2 separate regions of the Mus musculus genome follow, and region 1 is linked to region 2. A link is a loop called in an ENCODE intact Hi-C map of the cell type or tissue named here. Cell type or tissue: gastrocnemius. All regions are shown on one strand. Each heading gives the region's core, and the rest is flanking DNA. Links, peaks and the distances in the headings are about the cores only.

Evidence for each region. Hi-C counts contacts between places; a loop is a spot of excess contacts. Peaks named below come from ENCODE experiments on the same cell type or tissue, not always from the same donor. Only the 100,000 strongest peaks of a DNase experiment are listed, where the experiment ranks them.
Region 1: it touches region 2 in a loop (2.3-fold over the local background); 5 of 42 quality-filtered maps call a loop at or near these places.

Annotation. Positions count from the first base shown.
Region 1 is chr8:68,905,155-68,910,485 of GRCm38, forward strand. It overlaps Lpl (lipoprotein lipase), which reads left to right. Exons shown (of 10, transcript NM_008509.2): 10 at 1-1,778. Among named protein-coding and RNA genes, the nearest start is that of Lpl, 27 kb to the left of the region's middle. In gastrocnemius, for the core only: no CTCF peak of the experiment used is centred there; no DNase peak of the experiment used is centred there; H3K27ac peaks cover 3,137 bases.
Region 2 is chr8:68,975,091-68,980,475 of GRCm38, forward strand. All of the region lies in intron 2 of Gm33103 (a long non-coding RNA gene), which reads right to left. Among named protein-coding and RNA genes, the nearest start is that of Gm33052, 16 kb to the right of the region's middle. In gastrocnemius, for the core only: no CTCF peak of the experiment used is centred there; no DNase peak of the experiment used is centred there; H3K27ac peaks cover 2,794 bases.

The DNA.
Region 1 (5,331 bases), core at 1-5,000, 70 kb before region 2:
CTTAATAGACTTGAATTTTTATGACTTAATCCTTCTATCTTTTAAATATTTGTCAGATATTTTAACATTGTTCTCTGGAGCTTGTAAGCTGGGCAATGGTGGCACTCACCTTTAATCCCAGCACTTGGCAGGCAGAGGCAGGAGGATTTCTGAGTTCAAGGCCAGCCTGGTTTACAGAGTGAGTTCCAGGACGTCCAGAGCTACACAGAGAAACCCTGTCTTGGGAAAAAAAAAAGAAGAAGAAGGAGAAGAAGAAGAGGGAGGGAGGGAGGGAGGGAGGGAGGGAGGGAGGGAGGGAGGGAGGGAGGGAGGGAGGGAGGGAGGGAGAAGGAAGGAAGGAAGGAAGGAAGGAAGGAAGGAAGGAAGGAAGGAAGGAAGGAAGGAAGGAAGGAAGGAAAGAAAGAAAGAAAGAAAGAAAGAAAGAAAGAAAGAAAGAAAGAAAGAAAGAAAGAAAGAAAGAAAGAAAGAAAGAAAGAAAGAAAGAAAGAAAGAAAGAAAGAAAGAAAATGAGCTTGTAATTGAGGTGACACATAAATTTTGCTGAAAGACAAAAATGCCTAGGTTGATTTTACTTCTTCTCTTTTTTGCTTTCTTGAAAAAAGTCACAATTGTCCCATGCTGTAACCAAGTCTGGCCTCGAACTAAACTATGTATTTCAGGCTGGCCTTGAACTCTCAACCATCCTGCCTTAGCTTCCTGTGTCCTGGGAGCTTGAGAACTGTAATTTTATTATCAGATTTTTCTTACTTGTTTTCATCAATTTGAAATGCCCAATATCCAATACTTTGTATTTCATTTGAGACTCATCTCCGCCATGCCTCTGTCACACTTCTAACACATCACATTAATTTCTAGTTTAGATGTGATCAAGTTCAAATTCTGCACTGTGCAAAGTACAAGTTTTAGAGCAGGACCATTTTTTTTTATCACATAAAAGTTGAAATTACTAGAAAATGTGCATATGGATGCTTGTAAACTGCTGTGCAAAGAGAAGAGCCCTCAACTGTAATAGCTATAGAAAGTACCAGGATTGTTGCCGCTGTTTTGTTTTACCTTAACAACAACAACAACAAAAATCAATAATGAAGAATTATTTATGAACGAGATCTCACATTTTCAGATTGCTTTTATTATTCATTAATGTAAAATGATAAAGAAGATCTATCTCAGAGGCTATAGCTGGGAGCAGAAACTGTGAAATTTGTGGGTATCTGAACACCAACCCACATGCAAAGCCCCACAAGTGTAGTCGTCATTCAATGTGATTCAGAAAGGAAAGAGTCAAGGGATATACTGGAATATGTTAGAGAAGTAGTTCCAGATATGCTGGAATGTTAGCCCTTGCTAGGAGAAAGCTGGTTGTGCCTATGTAATATAGGACAAAGGTGACCGATTTCATCAAGTTTGGAGTCAATTCTAACAATAAAAATATGTATAATTTGTCACCGGCATCCCCATTATTGCTAATTCATTACAGTATATACACATCCATGCATACATATGTCAATGATGCTTTAGCTTTCAATTTATTTATTAGCTGTAAATAATGTGTGGGTATGTAAGAATGCTTGTAAACACTGGAAAGTCTGTTGTGGTTATCTGCAGTATAGATTTGTGGTGCTAACTTTGTGTCCGTCTCCATCCATGATTGTCTGTCTCACTGAGCCAACTTAACTCTGATGAAACAGTACAATGAAATAGGCTTTTGAAAGAAGAAAACTCACCTGTGTGAAGAAATGGTATCTGCTTTCAATAAAACTGAGAACATTTTATCATGATACTAAGTCATCATTTTGTATCATTTAGCCCTTTCTAAAGAAGAAATTAGATTTATTCTTAGGCCAGATTCAGACAACAAATTTTGACTGAATAACCACTAAAACATAGAAGTAAAATAAGTTTCCCATTAGATGTCTGCCTGACCAGCTAAGGAAATCAAATGGATCAATGTAATCTCAGCTCCTCTGCTCTGTGACAGTGCATATGTCCAGACTTCCCAATAAGCTACTGCTACACTTTGGGTACCAACAAGTTTATTACATCTCCCATCTTTTTTTTTTTTTCTCACAATACTCTAGATGGGACACCGCATCTGGAGACTAAGCATATATGCACATACACAGAACAACGGGACCAGGACCAGAGCAGAAATCAGTTTCCACAGTTGCTCCAATGACTGCTGACCCTTGGTGTCAATACCCGAATATGTGTAGTCTCTCCCTCATAGATATATGTGACCAAGAGCATGCTGAATAAGTTATAGCATATTGTTCTAAAAACTCAGGTTATTGTAGACTTCACCTTCCACTGGGGTCCCTCTTTCATGCTGACTCTGTCTTGGGGCACTCACCTGGAGGAATTCACGTTAATAAAACTCTAGAGAGGACCATGCGATACCAACTGCAGCTAAGACCATTCAGAGCCCAAAACTGGAACTCTGAGCATATGAGTAATTTGAGCTAGCTCCCTTACATCTAGTCAAGCTCCAAGGGCATAAATGAAAGATACATAGTTTGCTTTATCTTACTAATTTACTCCGTGTAAGTAAAACATTTATAAGTCCAGGTTTTGAAAGAACCAAGGAAGGTTAGTTACTCCTGTACTGAATTATCTGCAGGGTGGGTTTAATTTCCAATACTTTCTTTCCCTTTCTTTCTTTTCTTGTTAATATAGAACATAGAATTTATTACAGAGTAAAGTAGAATAGTCTCAAGGGGTCAGAGTAGACAATAGCCAAAGCTACCATGTTGTGTTAGAGACTAATGCACATACACAGAACAACGGATAAATGTAAAGCTACCATGTTGTGTTAGAGACTAATGCACATACACAGAACAACGGATAAATGTGTGCTTACTCCAGATAGGAACTGACAACAGAACAAATTAGTGCTATGACTGAGTTTAGTGTCGTTACTTACAGAAATATGAGTGAGGGCTTACTTACACAAGCTTCATAACTGAAAGAACACTCTAATGCACGTGACAACTCATCAAAGCTGCAGCCCTGGGACTCTCTGAGTGACTTGCTGACAGCTCACCAGGTGGGAGAGTCTGTTTCCTCCTCAGTCCTTGCTACATATATCAACAGTGGGGAGCAAGGGGCCTTGCAACTCCACTAAGGTTCAGGGTAGTCTTGATAGCTATAAGGTACTTCCTGAATCTGAAGAAGTCTTTCTTTAGAGTGTCCCAAGTCCTACCTAGCATTCCTCCAGGATGAAATGTCCTGTTTCAAAGGGAATTGGTACACAACAGATTGCCCATATATTGCTGTTTTTACCTATTAATACTACACTTTTCCACAGGATAGGATTGTTTATGCAGACATTCTTCAACCAAATGAGATCTGCAGCTAAGAATAGCCAACTGAGTTATATAACATTGCCATCCAGAAAATTGGTTCAGCACACAAACTCTCATGAAATTCTTGTGGTTTGTGAATTTCATGACTATTAGTTGGCCCACTTCCCCCTGCACTTCCAGTAGCATAACTGCAAGTTGTTGGGTGGTCTGCTTTTTCTAGCTTTGAGGACCTGTAGTCAAGTGTCCTTCAGCACAGGGACTAAAGAGGTAAGGTGGAACCTTCCTGGAATATACAAAGGTCTAGCTGAAGAGACAGAAAAAGCCAGCTGGCATTGTGTCCCAAGTCCTAGCCAAGCTTACTGAATGCCTCTCCAGTCATTACACTGTGTGTGATAAATAAGCTGTCACTAGGCCTAGATGACTCAGCAATTGGGACATTCTAGAGGAAGAGAATTGAACTCTCTCCCTAGAAGCCTGGAGGATATGGCACAGGAAAGGGAGCAGCAGAAAGAGGTTACCTTCAAGCTCACTGCACTGAAGATGAGTTTCTTTTGAGATGCACATGTTTGCACATAACTCCACAGGATAGCCACTGTGCATCCATATAAACCATAGCTTGTGCCCCCTTGCCAAACCTGATGGAGAACCCTGAGTCCTGCACCAATCTCTAGTCCAGACATCTTCCTAGGATCCATAAGTCTTTATTGTTTGATTCCATAGCTATACCTTCTCCCACACACTTTAAAAATGTTGTTGGCTGTCTGTTATTTTTCTTTTTCTTCCTTCTCCCCACTTGGTGTGGTTGATCAAACTTGAGGTCTTGTATATGATGCTAGAAAAATATCTGCCCTTCTACAGTGCTCCTTTTTTATTTCAGATCTTTTATTTTTGTTTTGGAGTAGGCCAGTCTGTTGGTCCTCAAATCCATGGTCCTCATCTCTCTTTCCTTTGAATTGAGATTGCAAGTAAGTATCACCATGTGCAGACTTTCCCATTCTTTATCACAGAGCTACACCACCAGTCTTATGGAATTATTTTGATTCCTTCTTGCCTTAAACTAATTTGAATGTGGTCTTATAAAATCTCTACTGAACTCTTAAGACACTACTTAGAAACTACTAATTCACTAATGTTCTAGACAAGAAATTTTATTTTGCTCATTAGATCTTTTTGGAGTTCAGGGTTATAACCAATAAGTTACTCCTGACCCACACTTCAGGGAATCCTTAAGCTGCCTATTTATCCCACCAGCACTGGACCTGCAGGCTGGATGTTAGAAATGAAGTAACTGTCTGGTTGTCCTCATTGCCACTCTACAAACTTCATGTGGCTGTCTTATACTATTTCATTCCAATCAGGAATACTTGAACTTGGCATTGTACATGCTTTCCCACAGCAGAGTTCCAATGGGGGGAAAAAAGTTCTCCATTTGATATCCTCAGTCTTCTTATCAGAGATTAGGTTACAGTAAAGCTGAGTGGGAAGCCCCACAGGCTTACGAATAAAGGTTATGTATAGAAAGAGCCACTCAAGCATGAAACACAACTCCCCCCCAGGTATAACTTTTGCTTTTTGGAACAAGCAAAAATAAGCAAAGAGATGGGCAAGAAAATAAAGATGTGGTCAGAACAGGTTTACACACTCACGTTGGTTTTAGGACACAGACATGCGAATAACTGGCAGCTTGAAGGCTGCTAGAAGCGCTAAATGAGAGGTTGGGGTGGTGGCTCAATAAAGTGCCTCTGGTGCATGCAAAAAGACCTGTGTGGATACCCAATCCAGCATTCTTAAAGCATGTGGTAAGTGGAATACATAGAGACTCTCATGCCAGCCAGCCTGAAGGATGAAGGTAAGAACCAGCACCCAGTTGTCTTCTGACCCACATATGCATACAGCAGCAGGAGTGCACTTGAACTCACAGACAGCAACACACAGTCCTAAACTCTCTCTCTCTCTCTCTCTCTCTCTCTCTCTCTCTCTCTCTCTCTCTCTCTCTCTCTCTCTCATTAAGAAGAGAAATGCAGTTGAT
Region 2 (5,385 bases), core at 262-5,261:
GAAAAAAAAGAAAAAAAGAAAGGGTCTTTCAGAATTAGTCCAAGAATCATATATCTTCTAATACTGAAACCCTCAAGTTCCCAAACCTGTTTTAGAAAGCTCTTAAGATGTGGACACTTTGCTCCTTCTTAGAATTGGGAACAAAACACCCATGGAAGGAGTTACAGAGACAAAGATTGGAGCTGAGACGAAAGGATGGACCATCTAAAGACTGCCATCCCGGGGATCCATCCCATAATCAGCCCCCAAACGCTGACACCATTGCACACACTAGCAAGATGTTGCTGAAAGGACCCTGATATAGCTGTCTCTTGCGAGGTTATGCCGGGGCCTAGCAAACAACATAAGTGAAGGCTCACAGTCAGCTATTGGATGGATCACAGGGTCCCCAATGGAGGAGCTAGAGAAAGTACCCAAGGAGCTAAAGGGGTCTGCAACCCTATAGGTGGAACAACAATATGAACTAACCAGTACCCCCTGGAGCTCGTGTCTCTAGCTGCATATGTAGCAGAAAATGGCCTAGTCGGCCATCAGTGGAAAGAGAGGCCCATTGGTCTTGCAAACTTTATATGCCTCAGTACAGGGGAATGCCAGGGCCAAGAAGTGGGAGTGGGAGGGGGGAGGGGGGGAAGAGGGTTTGGGGGACTTATGGGGTAGCATTGGAAATCTAAATGAAGAAAATACCTAATTAATAAAAAAAAAAGTTCATCCCCCTCCCCCCAAAAAAGAAAGCCCTTAAGAGAGTATTGTTTTGGTTCTGAATCCAAAATGAGCAAGAGTGAGTCAGACCCTATATTCCCACACACTTGTTCACCTTGTCACCAAACACAAAACAGACACCAGACTCTTGAGTCCAGCCAAATACTGCGGCAGGAAGCTTCTCACATGTTTCCCAACAAGGATTCCATGCCAGTTTCTAAAAATACAAACCATTTTAGGCCAAGTAACCTTGGAGACCTCATAGTCTGAGAAACTTAGACTTCAATAGCTCTAATCCCTCTGAACTCCTGAAACTGTCCAGCTACGAAGGGATGGTTTTAATCATGAACATTCATTTGTTTACAGTTTGAAGACTTGATGAACCTGAATAATTAGGGTTAGTTTCAAAATGTGATTAAAATAGTAAACTAGAGATTAGTATACTTCATAATCAAGATGTGATGAATTAGAAATTTCCAACAATCCCAAATGGTTGCAAAAAACAATGGGAAATTAACCAGCACCTTGAGCAAGTATGGAAGTACAAGCAATATGCTGTGCTGAGTCGTTGTCTAAAATTGATACTGAGTAGTCCTAAGACTCCGATGAAATTGCCAGCGTTAGGCTATCATGTTGCCAGGATCTTAGGAATAAGCTAAAATGTCTGTACATTATATTGAGACAATGCAAACCTACTAAAGTGATTTTTTTTCTGTCTTGTCAGAGTTTAGAACTTTTACCCTCTGGTTCCCATTCAAGTGTTCTTCATTACATTAACATTATACATTAATGTATAATTTAATGTATACATTAACAGTATATATTAAACATTTGTCTGGTCTGTGGTATTCTATTGGTGACAAACCTCTATTTATGAAGAAGTTCTTTATTTGGTCCATGGTTTTTCAGTGGCCCCATAACTCAAAAGGAAGATCATCTGTTTGATTGGGTTGATAAATGCCTCAGTGATTAGCAAAGCACATTTCTGGGTGCCTTCCAGAGTTTCCACTGATAATTAGATAATTAGAGATCTAACATAATGAACAATACATAATAATGGATTCAAGTAGTCAATACACTCTTGAGAGCTGGTAGAACTACATACAAAATAAAAAATAAGTAAGTTACAAATGAAATAAAATGAACAAATCTGTTAGCAGTTGCTGAGACCAGCAAAATTGTTGGTGACTGTTATAGCTATTCTTGATTGTCAACCTCACTACAATCTAGAAATGAAGAGCACACCAGTGAGAGATTTTTTTCCTTGGTTTGAAGTGGGTAGATCCATTTCTAGTCTGGACTTAGGAGGCAGGAAGATACCTGCCTTTAATCTGGATCTTGAGGAAGGAGGACACACCTTTAATCTGTGCAACACATTCTACTGAAAGCCTACATAAGGACATGAAAGCCTATGTCTAAGGACATAGAAGGAGTAAGCTTTCTGCTCTTTGCCTGCTTGCTCTCACCTTGCTAGCAAGTCAATTTCTTCACTAGCGTTAGAAAACTCAGGAGCTGGGAGGTAGTGCCTGGGAAAGCCCATGATTGTGGTCACCCTTCCGTAATTTGCAGTAAGTACAGGGGACACAATGCTCCCTGAGAAAGCAGCTGTTTTCCTCCCTACTATAGTCTGACTAGCACAAGGAAAGATTATGTAAGAGGAAATGTGCTTTATCTATAACTGAGTTTATTAGTTTAGCAGATCTGTTGTTTAATAGACAACCATCCCGAAGACTCTATTTATCATACTGCCCCACGATCAGTGATCTGTTGAAACACTACTGAAGACCCTAAAAGACATCATACAGAAATACTTTGCAGCCCACAGTTTTGGAGGATTTGGTATAAGCATAAGAATCAAAGACCAGTGTTCACTGCCTGAGTCTATGAACCGACTTCCTTGAAGCTACACAGAGTGTGACCCTGGAGGCATCATGGACAGTAACATGACTCCCAGGCAAGTTATATTTTATGTAGGGGATGCCAAAAGTCAAAACTGGAAGATGGAATTTTGCCATTGAGGTCACAGGTCAAAAGAGGAGCTAGAAACAAATAAGGAAAATGGTAATAATGAAAGTACCTTGACCTTGCTGAATGCCAGGAGGAACTATTCACACAACACACTGTATAAATGATGCCCAGTTGAGCTGAGATGTGTATAACCAATACTCCTTTAGATAGTAAAATAAAATTGTTAAATGATAGAATCTTGTACAAAAGGATGGAAGATGTGCTGGTTCAAACTTGTCTTCCTTTTAGCTCATGTTTCTGAAACTATATCATCCATCTCCCATCTATAGGGTACCTGTTAAAAAAGAGTGAGTTCCATATTACAGTAGAAGTCCTGTATTAGCACTGCCTAATTCCTTCCTCCACATTAGAATACCAGCCCACAGTACTCTTATATTTCCCAGCCTCCATAACTGTCAGTTAAACAAACCTGTGTCTTTTATAAGTTACCCAGTCTGTGATGTTTAGTGATAATAAAATAAAATACACTGAGACATGAGGTAATTGCTAAGAATAAGGTTAGCATTTTTCTCTTTTAGTAGTTTCTTTGTTTTATTCATTATTTACTTTTTTTTATTACTGGATGATATGTGTTTGCATGGGCATGAATATGCCACAATGCATGTGTGGGAGTCAGTTCTCTCTTTCCACCTTTATACGGGCTTCAGGGATAATACTCAGGTTGTCAGGATGGAGCTACAAATGCCTTTACCAGCTGAGACAGTTTGCCTGCCTCAGCTCTGCACTTCAAAACCACGTAAAATACCTTAGAATATAGTAAAGAGTAAAATTCCCTGTCTCACAGGATAGGATGCATTAGGTCCAGGGCATGATTGGACACCATGGGCAATACTGATTCCTGCACATGTCAGAAGTGATGTGTGATGCTGCTGTTATGATGGGGCAGCATCCCAAGCCCTGCATGTTCTCCACAGCGACAAAAGCACCTTCTTTCCCCACCTCACTTACCTCCTCCTCCCTCTTCCTTCTCTCAGGTCTAGTCTAGCCACAGTGGCCCCTCACTCTTTCTGCAGCACTTTATTCCATTACTAGGATTCTTAGAGCCAGAGACTGGGTGCTGGTAGTCTAATAAGCCAGGTTCAGGCATCCATTTTCAGTAGGTCAATTTAAAGAAACAAAGAATAGTGGGAAGCAGAAAAGGGGTATTTATCCAATGCAGCCACATTGGGAAGAGGGGCAAAGTGGTCCAGCATACCTTTTAAATCCATCACACACAACCTGGATATCTCTCAACCAAAGAATGGATAAATAAAATGTGCTGTGCTCACACAGAGGAGGTTTACTTGGCTGATAAAAACAAGGATCCTAGCCGGGCGGTGGTGGCACATGCCTTTAATCCCAGCACTCGAGAGGCAGAGGCAGGCAGATTTCTGAGTTCGATGCCAGCTTGGTCTACAGAGTGAGTTCCAGGACAGCCAGGGCTACACAGAGAAACCCTGTCTCAAAAAAAAAAAAAAATATATATATATATATATATATATATATATATATATATATATATATATATATACAAGGATCCTGATAATAGAAGGTTTAGGTTTAAAAAGAAGGCAAGATGTATGCAAAACTGAGTCTCCAGTTGTGGTTCTGCGCACCACTGTCTCAGCTCCAGTCTCTCCTGCTTGTAGTCTGACAAGTTGTTAGAACTTTGTGACATCTCTTTCCAAGGGTCAACATTTCCTTCTGGCTGGAAGCAGGGTTCAATCTTTACCTTCTCCCAGCATGTGATTCCTAGGGAGACTTCAATTTCTTGGGTTCCATGATCTCAAAACTCTGATACTCAAGGGGAGGATACAAGCATCTCCGGAGAAAACCTTCATTCCTGCCAGAAGAGTTCTACTCCCTGCCCAGTCCTATGCTTTAGCCAATATGCTTCCCTCTGCTTACTGCTCTCCTGTAGTCAGTCAACTTACCTGTCTCCCTTTCCTCCTCTATTTTATTCAAAGTCAGAAACTCAGTGAAACTTGTTGTAACACATGCTGTTTAAAGCTGCCCACTTCCTAACCTCCCTAGTCATACATCCTATTATCTTTTTACCTTAATTTATTTGCAGTTATGCTTATATCCCTTCCTCTACCAATGTTAGGAATATATGTGTTTGTTTGTTTGTTTGTTTGTTTTTATTCTAATAAAAGAATAACATCCAGGAAGTGAGTAGGCACTTGGGAAGTGTCAGAAGCATGTAAGAGAAGATCTGCGAAGACACAAACCCACCTCCTTTTGCAATTCAGGTGAAATGGCCGCACTTAGCAAAATATCTGGTCAGCACTTTGCTATCAACCCACTTGACTTTTGCTCCATTTTCTTTGGAGACTGCAAGGTATTTTATTAACATCTTAGTATGTGCACATTAGCTGTTGCCCAGGAAAGACTATCAGGAGAAGCAAAGTCAGATATTTGTGTTGCTGACCTACCAGTGAAAGAAAACACATCTGGAAAGAGTGGAGTCAGACAGGCTAGCTGTGGTTGTGCAGGGGAGATAAAGCATCAGAGAGATTCCCTCTCATATATAGAGAGCATCTATTCCCAACACCGGGAGTTACTGGGACATTAGTGGAACCCAGGCACACAGGAACTCTGCCCGACCAGTGGCTTGGGTTCCTTCCAGTCTGTCTGGGCTGGTGCCTGAGCAGACCTTGGGTGCAAACTCTGAGGCCA